Linked DNA regions of Homo sapiens: region 1 is linked to region 2. A link is a loop called in an ENCODE intact Hi-C map of the cell type or tissue named here. Cell type or tissue: natural killer cell. All regions are shown on one strand.

The links. A loop is a pair of places that touch in the nucleus more often than their neighbours do. Peaks named below come from ENCODE experiments on the same cell type or tissue, not always from the same donor. Only the 100,000 strongest peaks of a DNase experiment are listed, where the experiment ranks them.
Region 1: a loop joins it to region 2, with 4 times the contacts of the local background. A loop is called at or near these places in 12 of 110 quality-filtered maps.

What each region holds. Positions count from the first base shown.
Region 1 is chr19:41,559,035-41,567,034 of GRCh38, forward strand. It overlaps a transcript of CEACAM21 not described here and the pseudogene LOC110467527. Among named protein-coding and RNA genes, the nearest start is that of CEACAM21, 13 kb to the right of the region's middle. RefSeq lists an enhancer at 4,385-4,679. In natural killer cell, CTCF peaks have their summits at 4,548 and 4,748; DNase peaks (open chromatin) are centred at 4,537, 4,997, 5,627, 6,507 and 1 weaker place; H3K4me3 peaks cover 1,371 bases; H3K27ac peaks cover 2,552 bases.
Region 2 is chr19:41,199,487-41,207,486 of GRCh38, forward strand. CYP2S1 (cytochrome P450 family 2 subfamily S member 1) reads left to right here. Exons shown (of 9, transcript NM_030622.8): 6 at 1,745-1,886; 7 at 3,964-4,151; 8 at 6,472-6,613; 9 at 6,794-8,000. The coding sequence ends at 7,002. Among named protein-coding and RNA genes, the nearest start is that of CYP2S1, 10 kb to the left of the region's middle. RefSeq lists an enhancer at 7,532-8,000. In natural killer cell, CTCF peaks have their summits at 4,976 (motif pointing right) and 5,211; DNase peaks (open chromatin) are centred at 4,985 and 6,675.

The DNA.
Region 1 (8,000 bases), 360 kb after region 2:
TAATTGATAAATCAAGCAGTCAAATGAATCAGTAAACATATAGACTATTTGAACAATGTGAGAAGCTTGATCTAACAGATTTATGTATTTTACTGGAAGTTTTTTAAAGCACACATGGAAAACTTAGGAAATTTTGCCATATATTATGCCAAATACTACAGCTCAGAAATTACTCATCGATTGTATGCACTGCACAGACCATGTTTTGTGGCCACTGTGCTAAATTAGAAGAATAAAAGTATAACCAGAAAATGTATCTTTAGAAACAACATTTCAAATAAAACATCATGGATTTAAAAACAAGTGATAATTAAAATTTGAGAATATGTCTTACCAAAAATGAAGACTTTATGTAAAAGCACATAGGGTGTAGCTGAAGTGGTACTTGTGGGCAAATGTAAACTGCTAAAATGCTTACAGTAGAAAAGATTTTTAAAAGAGGTGGTAATTCATGAGCTACTTACCCATTTTTATAGTAAGAAAAGAGCAATGTTTCAAACAGGAAAAGAAATAAATATAAAGGCAAAAAATAAGAAAATAGTTAATATGTATGAAAAAAGAATCAACAAGTCAAAAGATGTTCTTTAAAAAGCAAAGTTCCAGCAGGATTATTAAGAAAAAGTGAGAGAAGACGCCAGTACTCATAAATAGGAATGAAAATGGCAACAGTTACAGACAACAGACAATGAAAGGACACTGAGCACCCTTATGCCAAATGCATTAAACATTAGATAAAATGGATGAACACCTAGAAAACTAAAGGAAACCAGAACTGGGTCAGGCAGGAAAAGAGGCTGGATGTGATGCTGCATGCTTGTAGTCCTAGCTACTGGGAAGGCTGAGGCGGGAGGATCTATTGAGATCGGAAGTTAGAGGCTGTAGTGAGCCAGGATCAGGCCTGTGAACAACGTTGCATCTCAGCCTGGACAACAGGGCAATACAGAGAGACTTCCTCTCAAAAACAAAACAAAACAAAACAAAACAAAAAGCATGAGTAGCCCTATCAACCAATAATGAAACTGAATTGGTATTTTTCATCCTTCCAATACAGGTAACACCAAAGCCAGATTATTTTACAGAGTTCTCCCATTATTCAAGAAACAGTTAATTACAGTCTTACACATACTCTCCCAGAAAATGGAAAAAAGGAAGCAGATGCTTAGCTCTTTTATCTTTTCCTTTTTATTTCTTCTTTTTTTTTCTTTTGAGACAGGGTCTCGCTCTGTCATCCAGGCTGGAGTACAGTGGCACAATCATAGTTCGCTGCAGCCTCAAATTCCTAGGCTCAAGCAATCCTCCTGCCTCACCCTCCCAAGTACCTAGGACTACAGGTACTCACTGCCATGCCTGGCTAATTTCTATTTTTCATAGAGATGGGGGTCTCACTATTTTGCCCAGACTGGTCTTGAACTCCAAACCTCCTGCCCCGGCCTCCATTAGGGCTGGTTTCTTAGCTCTTATTGTGAGGCTATTATAACTTTGACCCCCAAACCAGAAAAAAATACAGAAAGGAGAATAACAGGCTAATCTGAGCATATACAAAAAATCCTAAAAGAAAATTTAGACACAAGACAGCAGTAAATAAAACAGATATTGTTCAGTGACAAGTGGGTTTTCTCCCAAGAATACAGTTAAACAGTAGAAACTCAGTTCAATGTAATTCATAACTTTGGTGACTTAAAGAAAGTAAATCATATGAATTTTTCAAATGATGTCTCCAGAAAAAGCTTTAGCTCAAATTCAGCCTGAATTTATGCTAAAAACTCAGTAAACCAGAAATAAAAGTGAATTACCTCAATCTAAAAAAGAGCGTCTACAAAATGCTACAGAAAGCATGCTTTATACAATCAGAGAGCAAGACAAGGGTGTTCACCATCCCCACTTTATGAGAAAAAAGACCCCACAATATATAGAGGGATATTGCCTTGCAGCAAGACAAAAATATAAAATAAAAGGTCCAAGAAATAACAAAGAAGAAACAATTATAATTTACAGATGACATTATTGTCTATATGGAAAACTCAAAAGAATCTGATATATTGTTAGAATCAAAAGATTGTTGAACAAGGTTATCAGATATAAAAATCCATATATGAGACACAATGACATTTGTTGAATAACAGCAAATGCAATTTTTAAAACAAACTTTTTGAGACAGGGACCTCATTATGTTGCCCAGGCTGGTCTTGAACTTCTGGACTCAAGCAATCCATCTGCCTCAGCCTCCCAGGTATCGGGGATTACAGTACAAGCCACTGTACCCAAAAAGTGCAATTAAAAAAAATTTGTAATAGCAAGCTAGGAAGAAAGACTTTCACATGCAAGGCCTCTATGTAGAAAAACATGAAACCTGGTTGAAAGACAATAAACAATAACTAACAGACCATAAAGATATAAATAACTAAACAGGTGGGGGTGGGGGAGAGAGAGAGAGAGTCTGTGTTCATTAATAGGAAGACTTGGTATTATGAAAATACTTTCCCCAAATTATGTATAGAATTATGAACTTCCAAATAAAATCCTTGCAGTTGTCTTTTAGCTGGACAAGCCAATTCTAAAATTCATGTGGTACAACAAAGAACCCTGAAGAAGAGTAACAAGGGGGCAATTGCCTACTGCACATCAAGTTGTCTCATAAAGCTCTGCTATTTAATATTTAAGACAGCGTGCTATTGGTATGCTGGTGGCACAGAGTGAAAAATCAGGAACTATTTCTACACATGCATAGAAACTTTATAATAAAGGTAGCATTACAGATAAATTGGGGAAAGAGAAGCAGTATTCATTCATGATTCTTGAGAAATTGGTCAGTCTACACACAAAGACCCTTGGGGATGTGTTTGAATTAGATAGAAAAAGTACTAATATAAAAGCAAAATATGATACATTCTATTATATTAAAAGTAACATCTACTTAAGAAAGAACACAGGCCAGGTGCTGTGGCTCACGCCTGTAATCCCAACACTTTGGGAGGCCAAAGAGGGTGGATCACCTGAGGTCAGGAGTTCGAGACCAGCCTGACAAACATGGTGAAACCCCATCTGTACTAAAAATACAAAAATTAGCTGGGTGTGGTGACAGGCACCTGTAATCCCAGCTACTTGGGAAGCTGAGGCAGGAGAATCACTTGAACCCAGGAGACGGAGGTTGCAGTGAGCCGAGATCGGCCAGTGCACTTCAGCCTAGGTGACAGAGCAAGACTCCATCTCAAAAAAACAAAACAAAACAAAGAAAGAAAGAAAGAAAAAACACTATAAAGAAAGTTTTTTTTAAGAAAAAAAAAAGAAGAAGAAGACACAAACTGGGAAAGAGATGTGCAGCACATACAGTTGACAAAGAATCTGTGTCCAGAATATGTAAATAACACAAAGCACGAAGGAAAAGACACACGACACAATAGAAAAGCTGAAGATGTCACATCCTAAAATTGTGTCTGCATACAACAGGAAATATGTATAAAGAGGTATGTCCACCATGGCAGCATGTATACAGCAAAAATACAAAACCAAAAAACACCCCAAGTGGTCACCAAAAACATGAGAGAAATAAAATGTGGCATATTAATGCAACAGGAGAATACCTAATAATAAAAATGCAAAAACTACAGCCAGCCACGCACATCTACAGGAGTGAAATTTGAGAACATAATTTTGACCGAAAAAAAAAGCAAGTATTTGAAAATTCAGTATTTCTTTTTTCTTTTTTTTTTTGGAGACAGAGTCTGGCGCTGTCGCCCAGGCTGGAGTGCAGTGGCGCGATCTCGGCGCAGTGCAAGCTCCACCTCCCGGGTTCACGCCGTTCTCCTGCCTCAGCCTCCCAAGTAGCTGGGACTACAGGCGCCCGCCACCACGCCCGGCTAATTTTTTGTATTTTTAGTAGAGATGGGGTTTCACTGTGTTAGCCAGGATGGTCTCGATCTCCTGACCTCGTGATCCGCCTGCCTCCGCCTCCCGAAGTGCTGGGATTACAGGTGTCAGCCACTGCGCCCAGCCTCAGTATTTCATTTTCAAGAAGTTTAAAAGCACATAACGAAATATATGGTTTTTCAGGATGCAGAGTGTGGTTGAAAATAATAACAGTAAGAGTATTCTAATATTTTGCATATTGGCTACTGAGAGTGGGGTGGGGAATGGAATTGGGTTGGGATACACAGCAGAGTTGGGGATACTGGTTCTGTTCTTTCTTAAGGTGGGTGAAGATAGTCTTGTTGTTTTCACTGTTGCTCTCCAAGGGGCAGGACACTGATTGCAGCAGCCCAGCCAGGTCCTATGCGAGGCCACCGCTGTCCTGGCCACCCCGGGACAGGGGCCTTGGCTACTCTCCCACACCTGTCTGGGCTGTTCCTCGGCGCTTCTGAAATCCCATCCCAGCCAGGGAAGGAACCCTGGTGGGGTGGAGTGGAGGCGAGGCACTCTGTAACCCCATCGGGGTGTGGAGCAGCTCTAGGTCCCAAAAGGCCACTAGGCATGCGCAAGGTCGCACATGCAGAAGAGAGACCCCTGCTCAGAGGCCAGAGCCGGCATGAGGCGGTCAGAGAGGATCCCCTAGTGGTGGAGGTGGAAAATTGCAAGGACGGAAAATTCCGCGTGAAAGGCGGACTTTGAACAGATCCCATCCAGGGAGCTGCTCTGCTGCAGAGAAAACTCGGACCCAGAAGCAGCTCCTCTAGGAACGGATTAGCTTCAGGGTTGTCACCAACCTGCCTTGAGTGAAGGGCAAGGGGGTGGTCCCTTTTCCACTGGACGCCATTTCCCTGGACAAGGGGCTCTCAGCACAGGACCTAGGCAGTGGCTGGGGGCTGGCACAGTGGTGGACTCTCTATCCCAGGCCAGCCGAGGCTCCATGGAGCTGCCCTAAGGCTCAGCCTGGGCGGATTCTGACTTAGAGGCTTCAGTCATCATCCCGCAGATGGCAGCTTCACCCATTGGCCCCTCAGCCAAGCACAGGCACCAAGTATCTGAATCTGCAGGGCCTCTGGTACTGGGCAGGATCGCCATGGCAACAACACATCATCACCAGGGTAAACCTAGCCTGTCTCACCTGGTCTAAACCAGCTCAGGTTCTCTGAGTGGGTGAGCAATCGTAGAAATTCTGCCTTACAATGAAAAAAAGAACCCACAGACAGGGATGAAAAATCGAGGGCATTGTGAACGCTTGCTGGCCACAAGCCAGCTAGCCCTGTGGTAACATTTCTGACACCTCCTGCTTAAAACCCAAAAGGTCAGAAAGATCCTAAGGCCCCGCTTTCACCTTCTGAATTCCTGCCGCAAATAAAGACCAAGGAGTGAGTTATTTATTATTTATTTATTTATTTATTTATTTATTTATTTATTATTTTGCCCTCCTGCTCCTCGGGAGGCTTCTGTCCTGAGCTCGCCTTAGCTAATCCTGCGTTACCGTTCGGCAGGTGTGCGCCTCAATCTCCCCACCTTACCGCCAGGGAACTTAGCCTGACGACACTCCGCCCCATCGGGTCAGGGAAAAACGGTAGGAGTAGTGGAATTTCACATTTCGCCCTCTGCCTGCATGGCCAGTCAACTCCGCCCCTCGCGGAAACAGGGGGTGGGCGCGGGACCAACTACTGATCCCCTCCCCTGTCTCTTCACAGCGCTGCAGTCAGGCTCAGCCGATGCTTCTTTCCTGCAGGTTCCGCCGAGCCCGTCCCTTGGCGGTGGTGTCACTGGATGCTGGGAAGAGATGGTGGGAAGAGCCTCCATCCATTGGCGCGTCACTAATTAGACAAGGAGGCCTTGGGCTCCCTTGAGAGAGTCACGGTTTCTCCTCCGTTGACCCGCCCTTCATTGAACTCCTTTACTTGGATATTCAGAGCGCTGGACAGAGATCACTTGGCGCTAACACCCTCGGAGGTCCTCACGGCGCTCCGTCGGAATGACACAGTCGGATTCCCAAGCTGCGAAGGGTGAGGGAGGGACTGCAGCGCAGGAACTGAGGAGGAGAGGCCCGCGCGCCCACTGGAGCCGAGCGGTGAGGAATAACCGGACCGACCCCCGACGGTGCGTGGTGAGTCTCCCCAACCTGCACCATTCGCGCCCCGAGGCGCCCCAAGCGCGGCTGGGAGGCCAGCTGTGGCTGGGACGATTCACTAGAAGGGCCGGCCTGCGTCGAGTTTCCAGGGTGGCCGCCAGTGACCCCGGCGGGGCCCATCCCCCTTGCCCTCAGAGCCCGCCCCGCCCCGCTCCCCTGTGGCACCGCCACCGCTACTCCAGGAGGCACAGTGGGGAGGAGAAGGGGGTGGGGAGCCTAAGGAGAGGAGTGAAGGTGTCCTGGCCTGCCTTGGGGAAGGGGCGGGGGCGGGTGCCTCTGGGACACCCAGCCCGGGGGATCAGCCCTGAGAGCCAGTCCTTACCCTGAAGTTACAGATCTGGCTTCCAGATTTCTGTAACCTACCTTGTTCCAACACAGGCCTGAGGCTGTTCCTGTTAGAGACCTGTTGCGGATACGGGTAGGGCCCTGCGGGAGATTTACATCTCCAGTCTTCCCCCCCGCCCCCCGCCCCCCTTGTTTTTCACAGACAGGCTAGAGCAGCGGCGCTATCATAGCTCACTGCAGCCTCGAACTGGTGAACTGGAGGGATCTTCCCAACCATCTTTTGTCTTTTTTAAGAAGAAAAATACAAAAGCTTTTATATAGGCTTACACACAGCTACAGAGCAAATCTTTATCGTATATCCAAGATTATCAACCACTTGACTGTACAACCAGGAATCATAACACATTTGAGAACAACCAGTGGCAAAATAGGAAAATGGGCCAATGAAGAAGATAGGTGACTAATAAATAAAAATCTGATATCAAGTGTAGGCAAGTTGTAGGGAAAATGGGTGATGAACGAATAGAACAAATGCCTGGGGTAAACATCATTCGAAAGCCCAGAAAGAAGCTTTTAGACATCTTTATTGCTTTTTGGGGGGGCGGGGGGGGTGGGGTTCTGGAGGATTGATGGCTGAACTCTCATGAAAAGGGTGCAGTCAGAGAACAAGAAAGAGTTCCCAGGAATTAAAATTGTAAACAGAAAAGCAAATTCAGGGTAATTGCTGAAAGACCCACCAAAGGATCTCCAAGATACAATTGAGAAAATCAACCCTAACATAAAGGCAAAAGACAAAGGTGGGTTATTTGAGCGAGAAGTGGTTTGAGGATTTGCAAATATTTGTTTAGTATTGAATATGTGCCAAGCACACATTACAGAATACGTTACTTATGGGAAGTAACTTAGCCTTGAAGTAGCTCTGTGAGGATGCATGTGTTTCCTTTACCTATAATTCTATAGGAAAGGCAATTTTTAAAAATAAATCAAGGTTGGATTTCATCAATTTTACAGAATACGCATAACTTTATAAAATTTTCAAAATTCTCTAAAAACCTATTGAGATAATTAAACAAGCGTTTTTCTCCTTTAGTCTGTTAATGTGGAGAAGTATTTTCTGATGTTGAAACATACTTGCATTCCTGATATAAGCCATACGTATGATAACATATTTTGCTTGTTTGCTATTATTAATTCTGAATTTGGTTCACTAAGATTTTGTTTGATTTTGCATGTATATTTGTAAGTGAGATTGGTCTATAATTTTCTTGTGTGGTTTTGGTATCATGCTATAACAGCTTCTGAAAATGTGTTAGAAAGTGTTTTCTTGTTAAAGTTTTAAACCTTCTGAGAATTGGTTGAGGAGGAGCTTGAAAATTTGTTAAAATTCACCATAAAAATATCAGGACCTGAAATTTTGTTATTGTTGTCAGTAAATAAAAATTATCAACTGTCTTTTTAATTGCTTTACTGATTATTGCTCTATTCATAATATCCATTTTTTCATGAGTCAGTTTTGGTAATTTACATTTATCGAGATAGTTGTCCGTTTCATCTAAGTTTTAAAATATATTGGTACAGCTATTGTGGTATTCTCTGAATAATTTTAAAATCTCTCTTGTGTCTTCCTGATTTGTCCTATTTAAATTTTTTTGATTAATCAATTTATATT
Region 2 (8,000 bases):
CCTCCTGCCTCGGGCTCCTGAGTAGCTGGGACAACAGGTGTGCACCACCACACCTGGCTAAATTTTTTTTTTTTCTTTGTAGAGATAGACTCTCACTATGTTACCCAGGCTGGTCTTGAATTCCTGGGCTCATGTAATCCTCCTGCTGCCTTGAACTCCCAAAGTGCTGGGACTATAGGCATAAGACATCATGCCCGGTCGGGCACAGTGGCTCATGCCTGTAATCTCAGGACTTTGGGAGGCCGAGACGGGCGGATCACCTGAGGTCGGGAGTTCGAGACCAGCCTGACCAACATGGAGAAACCCCATCTCTACTAAAAAAAAAAATACAAAATTAGCCGGACGTGGTGGCACATGCCTGTAATCCCAGCTACTAGGGAGGCTGAGGCAGGAGAATCGCTTGAACCCGGGAGGCTTAGGTTGCGGTGAGCTGAGATTGCACCATTGCACTCCAGCCTGGGCAACAAGAGCGAAATTCCATCTCAAAAAAAAAAAAAAAGAAAAAAAGAAAAAAGACACCATGCCCTATAAGTAAACTAGAATTAAGGTGACTCCTAAGGAAATAAATAGTTTTTAACTGTACGAACTTTTGGAAGAATGGGGCCAATTCTTTAATTAAATGCAGCCTCCCTGTTTGTGGAGAAAGAAAAATTTTTCTTAACCCTATTGCCCCATTTCTTTTCTCTTTTATTGAATATTTTTTAGTTTTAACTATAGTAAAATACACATAACGTTTACCATCTTAACCATTTTTAGGTATACAGTACAGTAGTGTTCAGTACATTCATACTGTTATGCAATCAGTCTCCAGAACTCTTCATGTTGCAAAGCTGAAACTCTATACCCATTAAACAACTGCCTGTTCCTCCCTCCTCCAACCCCTGGCAATCACCTTTTTTTTTTTGAGATGAAGTCTCACTCTGTCACCCAGGCTAGAGTGCGGTGGCTCGATCTCGGCTCACTGCAAGCTCCGCCTCCCGGGTTCATGCCATTCTCCTGCCTCAGTCTCCCAAGCAGCTGGGACTACAGGTGCCCGTCACCACGCCTGGCTAATTTTTTGTATTTTTAGTAGAGATGGAGTTTCATCGTGTTAGCCAGGCTGATCTCAAACTCCTGGCCTCAAGTGATCCACCCGCCTCGGCCTCCCAAAGTGCTGGGACTACAGGCGTGAGCCACTGTGCCTGGCCAGGAAGTAGACTCTTGATATTAGTTCTCTCTGGTTGAAATGTTTTTAAAAATGAAAGAGAATGACTAATAACAAAAACACAGAAAGTTATAAGGATTGATGAAGATGTGGAGACTTTGAAACCCATGTATACCATTGGTGGGAATGTGAAACGACGCAGCCCTGTGGAAAATGGTACAGCAGTTACCTGAGGTCAGGAGTTTGAAACCAACCTGGCCAACATGCAGAAACCCCGTCTCCATTAAATGTACAAAAATTAGCCAGGCATGGTGGTGCGCACCTGTAATCCCAGCTACTCGGGAGGCTGAGGCAGGAGAATTGCTTGAACCCAGGAGGCGGAGGTTGCAGTGAGCCGAGATCGTGCCACTGCACTCAGCCTGGGCAACAAAGCAAGACTCTGTCTCAAAAAAAAAAAGTCTACTTCCCAACCTTCCCAAAAATTTATCTAAACCCCGTGACAAAACTTTAACTTGTGTTTCCGACCCCAGGCTTGGCTGTTCTGGACATTTACTTCCCAAAGGCTGTGTTCTCTCAGCCCCTCTGCCTGGTTTCTTTCAGGAGGAACAAAACCCAGGCACAGAATTCACCAACAAGAACATGCTGATGACAGTCATTTATTTGCTGTTTGCTGGGACGATGACGGTCAGCACCACGGTCGGCTATACCCTCCTGCTCCTGATGAAATACCCTCATGTCCAAAGTAAGAGCCTTTTCCACTTGCCAGGCCTTGGGAACAGAAGTCAGGGTTCTAGGCTGAGCAAGGTGGCTCACGCCTATAATCCCAGCACTTTGGGAGGCTGAGGCGGGCTGATCACTTGAGAATAGGAGTTTAAGACCAGCCTGGCCAACACAGTGAAACCCCATCTCTACTGAAAATACAAAAATTAGCGGGTGTGGTGGCATGCACTTGTAATCCCAGCACTCAGGTGGCTGAGGAGTGAGAATTGTTTGAGCCCAGGAGGTAGAAGTTGCAGTGAGCTGACATCACACCACTGCACTCCAGCCTGGGCGACAGAGCGAGACACTGTTTCAAAAAAAAAAAAGTGAGAATTCTAGAGGGAAGAGTGGGTGGGCCAAGCAGACAGGCTGAGTTAGATCTTTGAGGCATCGATGGGCATGGCGTTTGAGATGTCGAGGAGCCAGAAGAGGTTCAGGAGTTGCTGATTGCAGTATGAGGCACAGTGAAAAACAAGGCAGGTGTCTGTGGGCCTCATCGCCTTAGTGATACATTAGGTGCCTTATCCTGAGCCATGGGGAGCAATGCAATGACTTTGAGCAGGGGAGGGCAAGGTCAAATTGGTTTTTTATTTTTATTTTTTTTACTTTTTGTGGGGGATAGACTCTCACTCTGTTGCCCAGGCTGGAGTGCAGTAGTGCGATCTCGGCCCACTGCAACCTCCGGCCTCCTGGGTTCAAGCAATTCTCCTGCCTCAGCCTCCCAAGTAGCTAGGATTACAAGCATGCACCACCACGCCCAGCTAACTTTTGTATGTTTAGTAGAGACAGGGTTTCCCCATGTTGGCCAGGCTGGTCCCGAACTCCTGACCTCAAGTGATCTGCCCACCTCAGCCTTGCAAAGTGCTGGGATTACAGGCATGAGCCAAGGCACCCAGCCCAACTCTAGCATTTTCGGGTCAGGCAGCTGCTGTGGGCCATGGGGACGGGCTGACCTGGAATATGGGAGTGGAGGTCCTGGTAGTGTTGCAGGAGTGGAATTAGCTGTGACTTCCAGCAGTGACTTGGGTTCTCTGAGTCTGTTTCCTCACCTAGGAAATGGGGATGGATAACAATATGTACCTCACAAGGGTGCTATGGGAATTAAGAAAGTATGGATGAGCCAGGCATGGTGGCTTATACCTGTAATCCCAGCACTTTGGGAGGCTGAGGTGGGAGGATCACTTGAGGCTAGGAGTTCAAGATCAGCCTGGGCAGCATAATGAGGCCCTGTCTCTACCGAAAATAGAAAAATTAGCTGGGTGTGGTGGTGCGTGCCTGTGGTCATAGCTACTCAGGAGACTGAGGTGGAAGGATCACCTGAGCCCAGGAGGTGAGATGAAGGCTATTACAGTGAGCCGTCATTGTACTACTGCACCAGCCTGGGCAACAGAGTAAGACCCTGTCTCAAAAAAAAAAGAGAGAGAGAGAAGGCCAGGTACGGTGGCTCACATCTGTAATCCCAGCACTTTGGGAGGCCAAGGCAGGTGGATCACCTGAGGTCAGGAGTTCGAGACCAGCCTCGCTAACATGGTGAAACCCTGTCTCTATTGAAAATACAAAAATGAGCTGGGCATGATGGCAGGCGTCTGTAGTCCCAGCTACTCGGGAGGCTGAGGTGGGAGAATCTCCTGAACCCGGGAGGCGGAGTTGCAGCAAGCCAGGATCGCGCCACTGCACTCCAGCCTGGGTGGCAGAGCGTGTAATCCCAGCTACTCAGGAGGCTGAGGCGGGAGAATCGCTTGAATCCGGGAGGCAGAGGTTGTGGTGAGCCAAGATCGCACCATTGCACTCCAGCCTGGGCAACAAGAGCAAAACTCCGTTGCAAAAAAAAATAATAATAATAAAATGAAATAAAATAAAATAAAATAAGAGAGAGAGAAGATAGATGGAACACCCAACACACAAGATGTGTGGTCTTTGGGCTCAGTGAGGGCTGGGGGACCACTCCTCCCCACCTGTCAGCCTCACCCCAAACTACAGCTATGCAAGCAGATGGGCTTCTGAGAGGAGGATCCCTGGGCCCTACCCCCGTCTGACTCCTGCCCTCCTCTTGCTTGCAGAGTGGGTACGTGAGGAGCTGAATCGGGAGCTGGGGGCTGGCCAGGCACCAAGCCTAGGGGACCGTACCCGCCTCCCTTACACCGACGCGGTTCTGCATGAGGCGCAGCGGCTGCTGGCGCTGGTGCCCATGGGAATACCCCGCACCCTCATGCGGACCACCCGCTTCCGAGGGTACACCCTGCCCCAGGTGGGTATGCGTATGGCTGCCACCCATGGTTCTCTGCCTCGGGGCCTGAGCCCGGGTGGTTTGCTGTCAGTGTCTCCCTGACTTTTTCTTGATCTTAGTGTCTCTCTCTCTCTCTCTCTGTCTTTATCTCCCTCTCTTTCTCTGTCTCTGTCTTCCTCCTCCACTCCTACCCCCCTGCATCTTTCTTCTCCTTCTTTCTCTGACACCCCCTCCCTTTCTGCATATATTTTTTTTCTTTTTTTGAGACAGAGTCTCGCACTGTCGCCCGGGCTGGAGTGCAATGGCGTGATCTCAGCTCACTGCAACCTCCGCCTCCCAGGTTCAAGTGATTCTCCTGCCTCAGCCTCCTGAGTAGCTGGGATTACAGGTGCCCACCACCACGCCCAGCTAATTTTTTGTATTTTTAGTAGACACGGGGTTTCATTATGTTGGTCAGGCTGGTCTTGAACTCCTGACCTCGTGATCTGCCCGCTTCGGCCTCCCAAAGTGCTGGGATTACAGGCGTGAGCCACCGCACCCAGCCATGCTTTCTGCATCTTTTAACTCTTTCTGTTTCTTTTTGGTTTGTGTTTTCTTCCCCTTTGACTCTATCTCTGGGCCCCATCTGCCCCACAGATCTCCCAATTCTACCTCCTTCCAAGGTGGTTGGGACAATCGAATGAGGTAACATACAGAGAAGCAGTTTGAAAACTGAGGAGCAAGTCCAGGACTAAGGGAAGCCCTCTTGACCCTTAGCCCCTGCTGCAGACACATTCTCTCCTCTGTCTCTCTCTCTCAATCTCAGTGCCCTTCACTGGAGAGCAGCTCCGATGCAGAACCAAAAGGGGGCGATGTTTCCCCAGAAACCCCAGCAGTTTATGCAAGCAGCTCCCTCCTCCACCTTCACTGCAGAATCAAACCTATGGCAGTTAGGATCCAGTGCTGCTATGCTGCTATTTTCTTTTTCTTCTTCTTCTTTTTTTTTTTTTTTTTTTTTCCGAGATGGAGTCTCGCTCTGTTGCCCAGGCTGGAGTGCACTGGCGTGATCTCGGCTCACTGCAACCTCCGCCTCCCAGGTTCAAGCAATTCTCTTGCCTCAGCCTCCTGGGTAGCTGGGATTACAGGTGTATGCCACCACACCCGGCTAATTTTTGTCTTTTTAGTAGAGATGGGTTTTCACCATGTTGGTCAGGCTGGTCTCAAACTCCTGACCTCATGAACTGCCTGCCTCGGCCTCCTAAAGTGCTGGGATTACAGGCGTGAGCCACTGCACCTGGCCTACCCCCTCCTGTTTTGTAGATGGGGCCTTGGGCAAATCACTTCCCCCCCTGAACCTCAATATATCCCTCCTCTACATTAGAAACAATAATAGTATCAACTTGAAGCTGTAAGATAATGCTTGTAAAACAAACACCAACTCAACTCTTGGGAACCGGTCCTGTGTACCAGGCAGCAACAATTTAATGATGATAATGACAGGTATCCAGGCTTGAGGACCTGCTCTGCACCAGGGGTTATTCTGAGTGCTTTGCATATCTATTATCTCATTTAATCTTTAAAGCAACCCTATACCATTATCATGCCCATCTTACAGATAAGGAAACTGAGAGCTTGAAAAGTTTTTAGAGGATTTGCCAAGGTCCCCCAGCCTGCAAATAGTAGATTCAAGATTTGAACTCAGAGACTATGCCTTAACTACTATTCTTTGCCTTTCTTTCTTTCTTTTTTTCTTTCTTTCTTTCTTTCTTTCTTTCTTTCTTTCTTTCTCTCTCTCTCTTTCTTTCTCTCTTTCTTTCTTTCTTTCTCTCTCTCTCTCTTTCTTTCTTTTCTTTTTCTTTCTCTCTCTCTCTCTTTCTTCCTTTCTTCCTTCCTCCCTTCCTCCCTTCCTCCCTTCCTGTCTTCCTCTCTTTCTCTCTTTCTTTCTTGACAGGGTCTCTCTTTGTCTCCCAGGCTGGGGTGCAGTGGTACAAGCATAGCTCACAGCAGCCTTGAACTCCTAGGCTCAAGTGATCCTCCCACGTCAGCCTCCTGAGCAGCTGGGACAACGGGCTCATACCACCATGCCTGGCTAATTTTTTAATTTTTCCTAGAGACAAGGTCTTGTTATATTGCCCAGGCTGGTCTCAAACTCCTGGGCTCAAATGCTTCTCTCACCTCAGCCTCCCACGTGGCTGGGATTACAGGCATGAGCCACTGCACGCCACTCAACACTCCACAAATGTTGATGCCATTAGGTTTTGTGAACTAGTGTCCCTGGCACCCGAGACTTGTACTCCACACTCGAGGACCAAATGGACTGGGGTGGGAAGGGGTTTATAGTTTCATTATTATTTCCCCTCAGGGCACGGAGGTCTTCCCCCTCCTTGGCTCCATCCTGCATGACCCCAACATCTTCAAGCACCCAGAAGAGTTCAACCCAGACCGTTTCCTGGATGCAGATGGACGGTTCAGGAAGCATGAGGCGTTCCTGCCCTTCTCCTTAGGTATCTGCTGCAGCCCTGGGTATCACAAGCAGGTGCTGGCGAACTCCAGGCATCTGTGCCAGCTGGGGGCACCCTTCTGCACCCTGGGCTTACTGTTGGCTCCTCCACCTGCTGTTCCCCCCGTGGGCCTGGGTGTGAGGAATACTGACTCAGCCCTCTCTCTCTCTCTCTCCTCACCAGGGAAGCGTGTCTGCCTTGGAGAGGGCCTGGCAAAAGCGGAGCTCTTCCTCTTCTTCACCACCATCCTACAAGCCTTCTCCCTGGAGAGCCCGTGCCCGCCGGACACCCTGAGCCTCAAGCCCACCGTCAGTGGCCTTTTCAACATTCCCCCAGCCTTCCAGCTGCAAGTCCGTCCCACTGACCTTCACTCCACCACGCAGACCAGATGAAGGAAGGCAACTTGGAAGTGGTGGGTGCCCAGGACGGTGCCTCCAGCCTCAACAGTGGGCATGGACAGGGTTAATGTCTCCAGAGTGTACACTGCAGGCAGCCACATTTACACGCCTGCAGTTGTTTTCCGGAGTCTGTCCCACGGCCCACACGCTCACTTGACTCATGCTGCTAAGATGCACAACCGCACACCCATACACAACTACAAGGGCCACAAAGCAACTGCTGGGTTAGCTTTCCACAGACATAAATATAGTCCATCTGCAATCACAAGCACATAGCCAGGTAACCCACCAACTCCCCTGGATCTGCAGCCCACACGTGGGAGTCTGGCTGTCACCTTCACAAGCCACAGAAACGGCCACACATGTTCACAGCTCACACGCCCTCTCCATTCATCGAACTTCTCAGTGTCCCTGTCCCTGGTGCCTGGCACAGGGAACAGCATGCCCCCTCCGGGGTCATGCCACCCAGAGACTGTCGCTGTCTATGGCCCCAACTCATGCTCCCTCTCTTGGCTACACCACTCTCCCAGCCTGTGACCACCGATGTCCACACACCCCCAACCACTTGTCCACACAGCTACCCACGTACGACATCGTCCTGGCTCCCCAGAGTATCTTCCCACTGAGACACGCCGCCCCCACAGAGGCACAGTCCCCAGCCACCTCTGCAACTGCAGCCCTCAGTCACCCCTTTTTAAGCACCCTGATTCTACCAAATGCAAACACATCTGGGTCTGCGATTATGCACAGAGACTTTGGACATACGAGGACCCTCAGACCGGAGGAACACCTGCCCAACCCCAACACGTGCTTATGTAACCACGTGGAAAGCGGCCCCTGCTGCCCCTCCACACACACATACACACTCACTGATCTACAGCCCCTGTTCGGCGTCAGAGTCCCCACTAGACCCAGTGGAAGGGGTTAGAGACCAAGTAGGGGCCAGTTTCCAATTCACCCTGTCAGGGAGTGAGCCGGATCTGACGTTCCTT